Linked DNA regions of Homo sapiens: all the other regions are linked to region 3. The links are chromatin contacts, found by Hi-C or POLR2A ChIA-PET in ENCODE. All regions are on one chromosome and are shown on one strand. Each heading gives the region's core, a stretch centred on a gene start or an enhancer-like site at or near the end of the contact. The rest is flanking DNA. Distances are from core to core; before and after follow the strand shown. Region 1 has its middle 16 kb from the start of LINC00570. Region 2 overlaps E2F6 (E2F transcription factor 6). Region 3 overlaps ROCK2 (Rho associated coiled-coil containing protein kinase 2).

Region 1 (3,095 bases), core at 50-2,549, 170 kb after region 3:
CTCAAAGCCCTATGGCTTCTCTACAGGAAGCCTTTGCTTTTGTTCTGTATCTCATGGTTTCTCTTCACAAGGCCGTTATGAAGCTCAGATGGCGCAATGGCTCAGAAGAGATTTGCAAAGGAATAAGCGAGAGATCAGAGCAGGGAACGCAGGTCAACAGCAGCCCCTCCTCCCTGTCTGCCTTCCCCTGAACCTCCGTGCAACCAGAGCCTCTGGGGAGAGGCAGGTACATCTTGTGTTTCTTTTCAGTGCAACTGTAGCTGGCCGGATGCCACAGGACATTTACTTTAAAAGAATATTTAAAAAATTTTTTTAGAAAAATGAAGGTCTCGGGACTGGGCACGTGGCTCATGCCTGTAATCCCAGCACTTTGGGAGGCGCAGGCGGGAGGATCACTTGAGGCCAGGACTTCAAGACCAGCCGGGGCAACATAATGATACCCCGTCTCTACAAAAACTTTTAAAAAATAGTCAGGTGCAGTGGTGAGTGCCTGTAGTCCCAGCTACGAGGGAGGCTGAGGCAGGAGAGTGGCTTGAGTCCAGCAGTTTAAGGTTGCAGTGAGCTGTAATCACACCACTGCACTCCCGCCTGGGCGACAGAATGAGAAAGAAAAAATGTTTTTAAAAAATTTGTCTCTAAGAAAAAATGTTTTTAAAAAACATTTTTTTAATGAAGGTCTAGTCATCAAGACCCAAGACCCCACTGTCTGGCAGGTCATCTTGGGGAATTCCTATCCATTTAGCTTCCCCAGGTCCAGGAACTTCCTTGGACCTCCTGGGTTGACTGCCCCCATGTTGCCCCGGCCAATGCTCAGTAACATTTGTTGAATGCCTGATTGTGGCCCACATTTAGAATTATTAGAGAAAGGCCGGGCGCAGTGGCTCATGCCTGTAATTCCAGCACTTTGGGAGGCTGAGGTGGGCAGATCACTTGAGGTCAGGAGTTCGAGAACAGCCTGGCCAACATGGTGAAACCCTGTCTCTACTAAACATACAAAAATTAGCTAGGCATGGTGGCACACACCTGTAATCCCAGCTACTCGGGGGGCCAAGACAGGAGACTGTCTCAAAACAAACAAACAACAAAACAGAATTATTAGAGAAAGAACATTTAAGGAAGTGAGAAAATGTGGTAAGGTATGAAACCTTGGCCTGTTGAAAGCCAAAATCACCTTCTGATTAGGAGGGGCCTGGCCTCCAACCTCCCTGGAGAACGGTTTGTTCCCCTCCTTTGCAGCCAGGTTGCAAACATTTATGACCCATTTAATCATGCTCAGTGTTTGGAGCCACACAGAGAGGGCTTCTGCAGGCTCGGACGTCATCTCGGGGCGAAGGGTGGTGTTTGATGTGTCACGCGATGAAATGCTCCCCACTCCACTCATGGTTATTATTTTTTTGCCTTTAAGCAGACAGAGTCCATCAGAGATTAGAACTCTGCCAGAGTTTCTGGGTTGAGTGATGAAGCACAAATGTTTCCCTTTCCAACGCTCTCGGAACTGTCAGCCTTATTTCTATGGCTGTCATTCTCTTATTCACAAAAACGAAACCGGGCTAAGCTGCCCTTCCTCCCTGGGCTTTTTCCAGCCTGAAGTCTCTGAAATAGCCATGTTTGTTGTAGCAGCAAGTGGGAATGTTGTCTGCTGTGATAAATGGCCCGTCCCTTCCCCTAAAATAGCCACTGGACTTCCTGGGAACTTTCCTCTCAGTCCTCTGATGAGGGAGGGTCTCGGTGGGCCTGTGGGGACTCAGCAGGGGCTACCTGGTTCAGGCTGGCTCCTTCTCCTTAAAAGCAGAACGAGGGCCCATTCGAGTCAGAATGAGCCCCTGCAGAGCTTCTTAACCGTATACAACCCCGGGCAAGCTATTTTGCCTCTCTGAGCCTCGTTTTCTCACCACATTTGGGCCAAGGAGAAGACTAAATGAGATACTATATGAAAGGTGCTGGGCCCAGATCAGACCCTTAATAAACAAGAATTCAGGCAGGCAGCGGTGAGGTTCTTGCCTGCTCCCTTTCACCCATAGATGCCTCCTGTCACTGCCTAGTGGCTGAGCTCTGGGAAGGGAGGCAGGGGACCCACCTCACTCCCTGCCCTGTGCGTACAGCCTAAGCCAGGCTCACTGAGTCCCTCACCACCTCCTTTGTTCAGTAAACATTGACTGGGCATCTGCTGTGCCCCAGAGCCTGCAGGAGGCCATGGGGACAAGGACAAGTCAGACATGGCTCTGGCCCTCAGTACAGAGATCTCTACAGGATGCAAGGGACCCTAATTGATCTGTTGTACAGTGGGAGTTCGAAATGCCATGGGCAGGAGAGAGAGAAGCCTGGCATTGACTGGAAGCTTCCAGAAAGGTTGCTTCTCTTACTGAGGCTGGGCCACACCCTGGGCTGTTGGGAGCCCCCCACCATGCCTTGTTTTGTTCAGCTCTGGCATACGGTAACCATGTATTACCAGCAGGAATTAAAGGAGCTTTAGGAAATCAGTGATCATTGAGACAGGGTCTTGCTCTGTCACCCACGCTGGAGTGCAGTGGCGTCATCATGGCTACACGTCATCATGGCTACATCATGGCATCACTGCAGCCTAGACCTTCTGGGTTCAAGCAATTCTCCCACCTCAGCCTCCCGAGACGCTGGAACTACAGTCATGCATCACCACACTTGGCTAATTTTTTATTTTTTGTAGAGACAGAATCTCACTATGTTGCCCAGACTGGTCTCGAACTCCTGGGGAGCCCAGCAGTTCTAAAAGCTGATTACCATAAAGGCATCTTGAGTTTGGGTCTGAATTCCCTGGCAGCTAAAACAAAGGGAGGAACATATTGAGTTACATAGTTTTCTTTTTCTGACAAAAGAATGCATACAAATTGACTTGAAGAGCCGGGCATTTTCCTGGAATGAAGTGCCTGCCAAAACATGCTGAGGGTAAAAGAGACACTGGGTTGTGGAATGGACCGAGGCTTCCACCACAGTATTGCAAAAGACCCACAGACGCTGCTCAAACAGACGATGCTTGTAGGACATTCCCAAAAAGGCAGAGGCCACCAGGAACATCATAACTCAGGGAAGGCACTTCTACCTTTGATGTCCCTGTTCTC
Region 2 (2,700 bases), core at 168-2,667, 240 kb after region 3:
AGAGAGGGCAAGGTACAACTTGTCCTAAGTAAAACCCCTTGGACTGACTCAACAGCAAGGCTGCATACACAAACATTACAAAATCTACTTGCAAAAACCTGAAAGGAGTTTCCAATTATCACCATGACTGAATTCATGTTTCACAATGAATTCAGCTATTTCCTGATGGCATTTCTATCCTTGCCCCCAAAGCCACTGGGCATGCCACCAGTCTGCTGGGAGACAGCAATTAGGTAGACAGCTTAAAACCAAGAAGTATCTGACTCCAATTTTAGCACTGAAAACCATATTAAAATACTTTAATTAAATCCACAAACATAAATGTGTAGCACATTTATGATACTTCTACATGTAGAAGTTTGGAAAAAGTCTCTTCTAACCCTCATCCAGAGGATTCTAATAAGTTATAGGTACCAAAGAGATTAGAGAATTTGTCTGTCACTTTCCATATATACATTATTTTGGCTGTACAAGGGTGAAAAGTGTCACTCAGACATATTTCGTAAGTAATCTCAACATTATACAGATATATACAAAGACATCACATTTAAATTCGTGTGTACATCTATGCAATGTACAACAGTAACTGCAAACATGAACCAGTGTAAGGCAATTTCTTTTGTGATATATGACATACTCCTTGAAGGGAAGGGTAGAGTCCACAAAGAACTGTCCATTTCAGCCTGACTGTCTGTCTTCATGACACTCTGTGATGAAGCTACTTCAGGAGGCAAGATGTCTATTTCACTGACAAAAAGCAGTGAATAATTATAAAAGGAGTTGTTTTCAAATGTGGAAACCACAATTACTCAGTAATCTAAGTGGTGAACTCCTCAAAGACACTACTGGCCATGATGCCGCTACTGAGAACGAGAGCACTTCATGGATAATTTATTGCTCTGAGAATCAAATTTGATGCGTAATTCTCCACGAAGATATTCCCAAAAAACTCAGTGATACATAAATTCTCAAATGCCATCAGTTGCTTACTTCAAGCAATTCTTCACTTTGCTGAGGATTTTCTTCTGGAAAAGAACACGAGAGAGAAATACACCTAAGTGAATACACCTAAGTGAAGGTCTGATAGGCAAATACGTAAAAGAATACACAATCTGACTACTTCAGAAAACCCTGAAGATGCCTGGTCAAGAACACGTATTCTCAGGTTAATGGCATAAGGCTAATTTTTTCAGCCTCTCAAGAATAAACTGGAACTCTAACTTGTACCTGAAAGCACCCGTCCGAGAATGGAGGAAACCTTCCCTTATTAGGGCTTTATTAGTTTCTTTTGGAGCCGTCACGACTCCCCCAGTCTTCGTAATCCTTGTGTCTTTGTGCTGTTGTCTGCATGTGGGCAACAGCCCCCTCTTCTGGTCATTACAGGTATTCTTCGTCAGTGAAAGCTTCCTATCGGTCCAGCCTGTGGCTCTGCAAGGGCCACCTGAAGACCACCCTGGCCCGCAGTGCTTGTCAAGTTCTCCAGTTGGCTGGGTCTTTGTTCGGATGTCGGTGGAGCTGTTGGCTGGGTACTGTGATGGCTTCTGCCCAGGCCGGTCACAGGATGCTGGTCCCCTGCTCAGGCAATTCCACTATTTGGGATCTGCTGTTGGACAGCACTGCAAGCTGGGTTCCGAGGTTAGATGGAGTCACTGCTCTGGCCAGATGGGTCCAGAGGCGACGTCCTTAGAAATGTGCAACTGAGGACTGACTCTTGTGGAGTGGGCTGTTGGCTGAGTTGAGTGGGTATTTGACTGCCTGGGTCAAGCAGGTCTAGCCCCTTCCCTTCTCCAAGATGTGCAGAAGGGGAAGTCTCCCGGCCAGGTCATGGGCAGGCTCTTTGGCCGAGTGGAGCTGCTGTTTGACTGAAAGCCTGCCCTATTCAGAGACCATCGCAAGTTGGTATCACCATGGGACCAAACAGAATTCTAAGTTTTCACTGCTACCAAAACTACAGAAATTTAACTATAATGTTCACAGAAATATTCTAAACTACAGTAAGAGTTATGCTGTAATTTTTTACTCATGTTTTTGTGGCTAGGAAGAGTAAAAATATCTTAAGGCCATAATACACATTAATAAAATTATGCATGCTTAATTAAAATACTGTCAGAATCACTGGTATATTTACCTTCCTCAGGGCCTTCTGGATGAGTGCTCTCAGATGAAGAGGTCCCGACACCTTCAGACCTTTTGTTACTGGTCTGACCCTGCTCCACTTCACACAAATAGACATCGATAGGTCCGTTGGTGCTCCTTATGTGCACTGTGATAGAGTCCTAGCAAAGGACACAGGAATCGTCAAGATGAATGAAATAATAAATCATATTTTTTCACTCACTAGAACTGCAAAAATTTCGAGACATTTGAGAAAATCACCTTAGCTGTAGTCACATTACAGCACTGGCCAATTCCCATGCTGAAGACAGCTACATGTGATCCTGCAGTAATGGCTTCAGAGCTATCATGTGAAAACCTCAGTACTCAAGAGCCTGTCTTTTTCTACTCAGGAGCTGACCCTTCAAGGAGGCCGTATTTCAGTCAAAAATCAGTGTTTTGATGACACAGAACTCCAGAATACCCTAGAGTCTCACAGGATAAATATGTGCTTGGATTTCCAGACCAATGAACAGGTCTTGAGATAATGGAAGGGCCATTCTTTTGTCCAGTTGAAAGAACAGGAAAAGATCAAAATATATCTCA
Region 3 (3,005 bases), core at 343-2,842:
TTCTGCTTCGAGCTGATCCTGGAGCTCTTTCATTTGCCCATCTGCATCCTGACGTTCTCTGTGAGGACAATGAATCAAAGGTTTAAATAACTTACACATATTTTAAACGAGCAGCTCTCAAAGTATGGTCTGGGGGAAGCCCTGGGAGTCTCTGAGGTTCTTCCACAGAACCCATAAGGTCAAATCATTTTCATAATACTGAGCACCATGGTTTTTTTTAAAACTCTCATTCCCTCGTTATATACCGTATGTACTTTTCCTGAGGCCACATGACTTGTAATTACATCATTCTGATGGCTAAAATAACGTGTTTGTGTGTTCCTGTGTTTTAAAGTTTTCTCAGTTTTAATTTCTAACACAATACAAATCATTAGATATAACAAACGTAAACAAAAACTCATTTGGAACCCTTGATGATAATAATAATAATAATTATTATTATTTTTGTTTTTGAGACGGAGTCTCACTCTGTCGCCCAGGCTGGAGTGCAGTGGTGCGATCTGGGCTCACTAAAAGTTCCGCCTCCCGGGTTCACGCCATTCGCCTGCCTCAGCCTCCCGAGTAGCTGGGACTACAGGCGCCTGCCACCACACCTGGCTAATTTTTGTATTTTTAGTAGAGACGGGGTTTCACCGTGTTAGCCAGGATGGTCTCGATCTCCTGACCTTGTGATCTGCCCACCTCAGCCTCCCAAAGTGCTGGGATTACAGGCGTGAGCCACTGCACCCGGCAGAACCCTTGATAATTTTTTTAAGAGTATAAAGGGGTTCTGAGACCAGTGTTATACTAAATCAACATTGAATCACACATTCACATACAGACACTGTGATCAGCCATTTATGCCAACAAGTAGAATCCAAAGAGCACCTCAAATCTGGTGATCTCAGTGGGGAGTGCAGAATGCCTGGGAGGGGGCTTCTGGGGAGGCGAGAAGTGCTGGCTTTAGATCTAAACATGGATGGTGGCTGCACAGATTTGTATACTTTGTAAAAATTCACTCAGCTCCACACTTAGTATTTGTGTACTTTTTCTGTATTATGTTAATCTTCAATAAAGGAATAAAATAATAAATAAAATAAAAGCAAGCCCAACAACCCATTTAAGAAGCTGGGTTGAAATGGTACATTAAATTCTGGCCTTATTTTAAAAACATAAAAATTATAGTTATCCGAAACCAAAACTAAGGAGGAATAAAGCAAGTTGGAGAACAATACAATTTGTATGATATAATTTAAAAACAAGCAAAAAATAGAATCAAATGTACAGAAAACTCAACCTCACATATATTTGTTCAGATATATAGATAAAGGCACAGAAAACAGTCTGGAAGGAGAAATAACAAATTGTTGATATGTTACCTCTGGAGAGAGGAAAATGTCTGCATTCATGAAGGAGAGCTTACGTACTGCTTTTTTTTTTAAATGTAGTCAAGTATTTTACAATGGGAAGCTATATGAACACCACTTGGGTATTTTTAAAAACTACAATGCAGGAAGACTCAGAGGGAGCACGTGATTTAACCCTAGTCTCTTCAGTTCGTATACTGCTTAGGAGGTTTATCCTCATTCCCATTTAACATAATTTGGTCACTTTGTTTACTCACTGGCTCTTAAACTTGTGGGTAAAAAGGGAAGTTATGACTCAATGTCACTTAACTGTGTCATTTCTGTATTTTATTGTTGATGAGTATACTGTAGAGAATTCATGATTCTTATTTCTCCATGAGTCAAAGATGTGAGAGATGCAATTTAACAAATATATGAAAGGTCAAGTTTTAAAACTGTCCGATCACTGTCAGCTAAGCCCACTTGTAGCAAACCACAGTATAATTTTAACATCAGGACCTTCTTCAAGAGCTGATATCTTTCATTTATATGTAACTTTTATAACCTAATATTTATTAGGTATTTAAGAAAAGTAATTTTCAGAAAGTATTATTTCAGAAAGAACCATGTAATTACATGATTACAAATGAGGAGTACAGAACAGAAGGAAGAAATTACAATGAGAAGTAGAAGTCTCCTCATTTGACACCTCTCCACCCCTACTAATCCTATTCGCCTAGAAGAAATAACTGTTTCATTTGTGTTTTATCTTTTGGTGGTTACCTCCACATCTCATAAGTTTTAGATATTATTTGCCCATTCCCTGTTGTCAGACTTGAATTTAGCTCTCTTGCCTTCCCCAACCTCTCCCCACCTCCCAATATAGTTGTATCACTCATCTAAGTGGTATAATGAACCCCCCATTTCCCTCTTATAGCAACCACAAACTATAATCTCCCCGGTTTACTAGATGAGAACTCTAACACTCCTATCCTGTCATTGTTTTTGAAATTTCATGAGAATATGTCTAGATATAGATCTTTTTTCATTTATATGCTGAGTCCCTTCAGTCTAAAGACATTTCTCCTTCAGCTAGGGGAAATTCTTCTCTATTATTTCTTTAATTTCCTCCTCTTGGTTTTTAGTTCTTGCTGGAATTCTTATTCGCTGGGTGCTAGATCTCCTAGAACAGTCCCTCTGGGCCTTACTTACGTCTTTCAAACCTTCCATGACATTTCTTCTTTTGTTCTACATTTTAGGAAATTTCTTTGACTTTGAACCCTTCCAACAAATTTATATTGGCAGTAATTATTCATCTTCAAGAGCTCGTTCCTATTCTGGCTGTTCCTTTTACATTGTGTCTGGTTCTCAATTAATGGAAGCAGTATCTCCTGAAATCTTTGATCAATACTAATTACCAGTAGCTTTTTACAGTGCTTTTGTTTTTCCAGAACTTTTAGCAGTTCTCTTCTACTCCTTGATATATGTTTCCTCCGGGGGCACTTTTCCTCTTTCATTATCATAATCTTCCTCTTTCAGATTGCAGGCTTTCCTCAAATGTTTAGTGATACTTGGTTATTTACTTGCAAAGGGGGTGGGAAAAACTTTAATCTCTATGTATGTAGGAGTTTTCTCACTGGCAAGCTTCAGTTTAAGATGAGAGGCTTTAAAAGCCAGCAT

Evidence for each region. A loop is a pair of places that touch in the nucleus more often than their neighbours do. ChIA-PET counts read pairs that join two places held with the same protein, here RNA polymerase II (POLR2A). Pooled maps may share reads with other maps.
Region 1: a pooled map shows a loop between it and region 3 (2.1-fold over the local background). The contact joins two enhancer-like sites. A Hi-C loop is called at or near these places in 2 of 50 pooled maps. POLR2A ChIA-PET finds 5 or more read pairs at or near these places in 3 of 52 experiments (H1, IMR-90 and PC-3).
Region 2: a pooled map shows a loop between it and region 3 (2.4-fold over the local background). The contact joins two enhancer-like sites. A Hi-C loop is called at or near these places in 2 of 50 pooled maps. POLR2A ChIA-PET finds 5 or more read pairs at or near these places in 4 of 52 experiments (CD4-positive, alpha-beta T cell, OCI-LY7, RWPE1 and 1 more).

What each region holds. Positions count from the first base shown.
Region 1 is chr2:11,376,877-11,379,971 of GRCh38, forward strand. No RefSeq gene overlaps it. Among named protein-coding and RNA genes, the nearest start is that of LINC00570, 16 kb to the right of the region's middle. RefSeq lists an enhancer at 1,325-1,534. Within about 2 kb of position 1,300, at least 11 of the 41 ENCODE cell types and tissues checked have a DNase peak (open chromatin) inside an H3K27ac peak, as active enhancers do.
Region 2 is chr2:11,445,499-11,448,198 of GRCh38, forward strand. E2F6 (E2F transcription factor 6) reads right to left here. Exons shown (of 7, transcript NM_198256.4): 6 at 2,129-2,276; 7 at 1-1,025. The coding sequence ends at 979. Among named protein-coding and RNA genes, the nearest start is that of E2F6, 19 kb to the right of the region's middle. Within about 2 kb of position 1,418, at least 2 of the 41 ENCODE cell types and tissues checked have a DNase peak (open chromatin) inside an H3K27ac peak, as active enhancers do.
Region 3 is chr2:11,202,064-11,205,068 of GRCh38, forward strand. It overlaps ROCK2 (Rho associated coiled-coil containing protein kinase 2), which reads right to left. Exons shown (of 33, transcript NM_004850.5): 21 at 1-58. Among named protein-coding and RNA genes, the nearest start is that of SLC66A3, 48 kb to the left of the region's middle. RefSeq lists a silencer at 1,440-1,734. Within about 2 kb of position 1,593, at least 5 of the 41 ENCODE cell types and tissues checked have a DNase peak (open chromatin) inside an H3K27ac peak, as active enhancers do.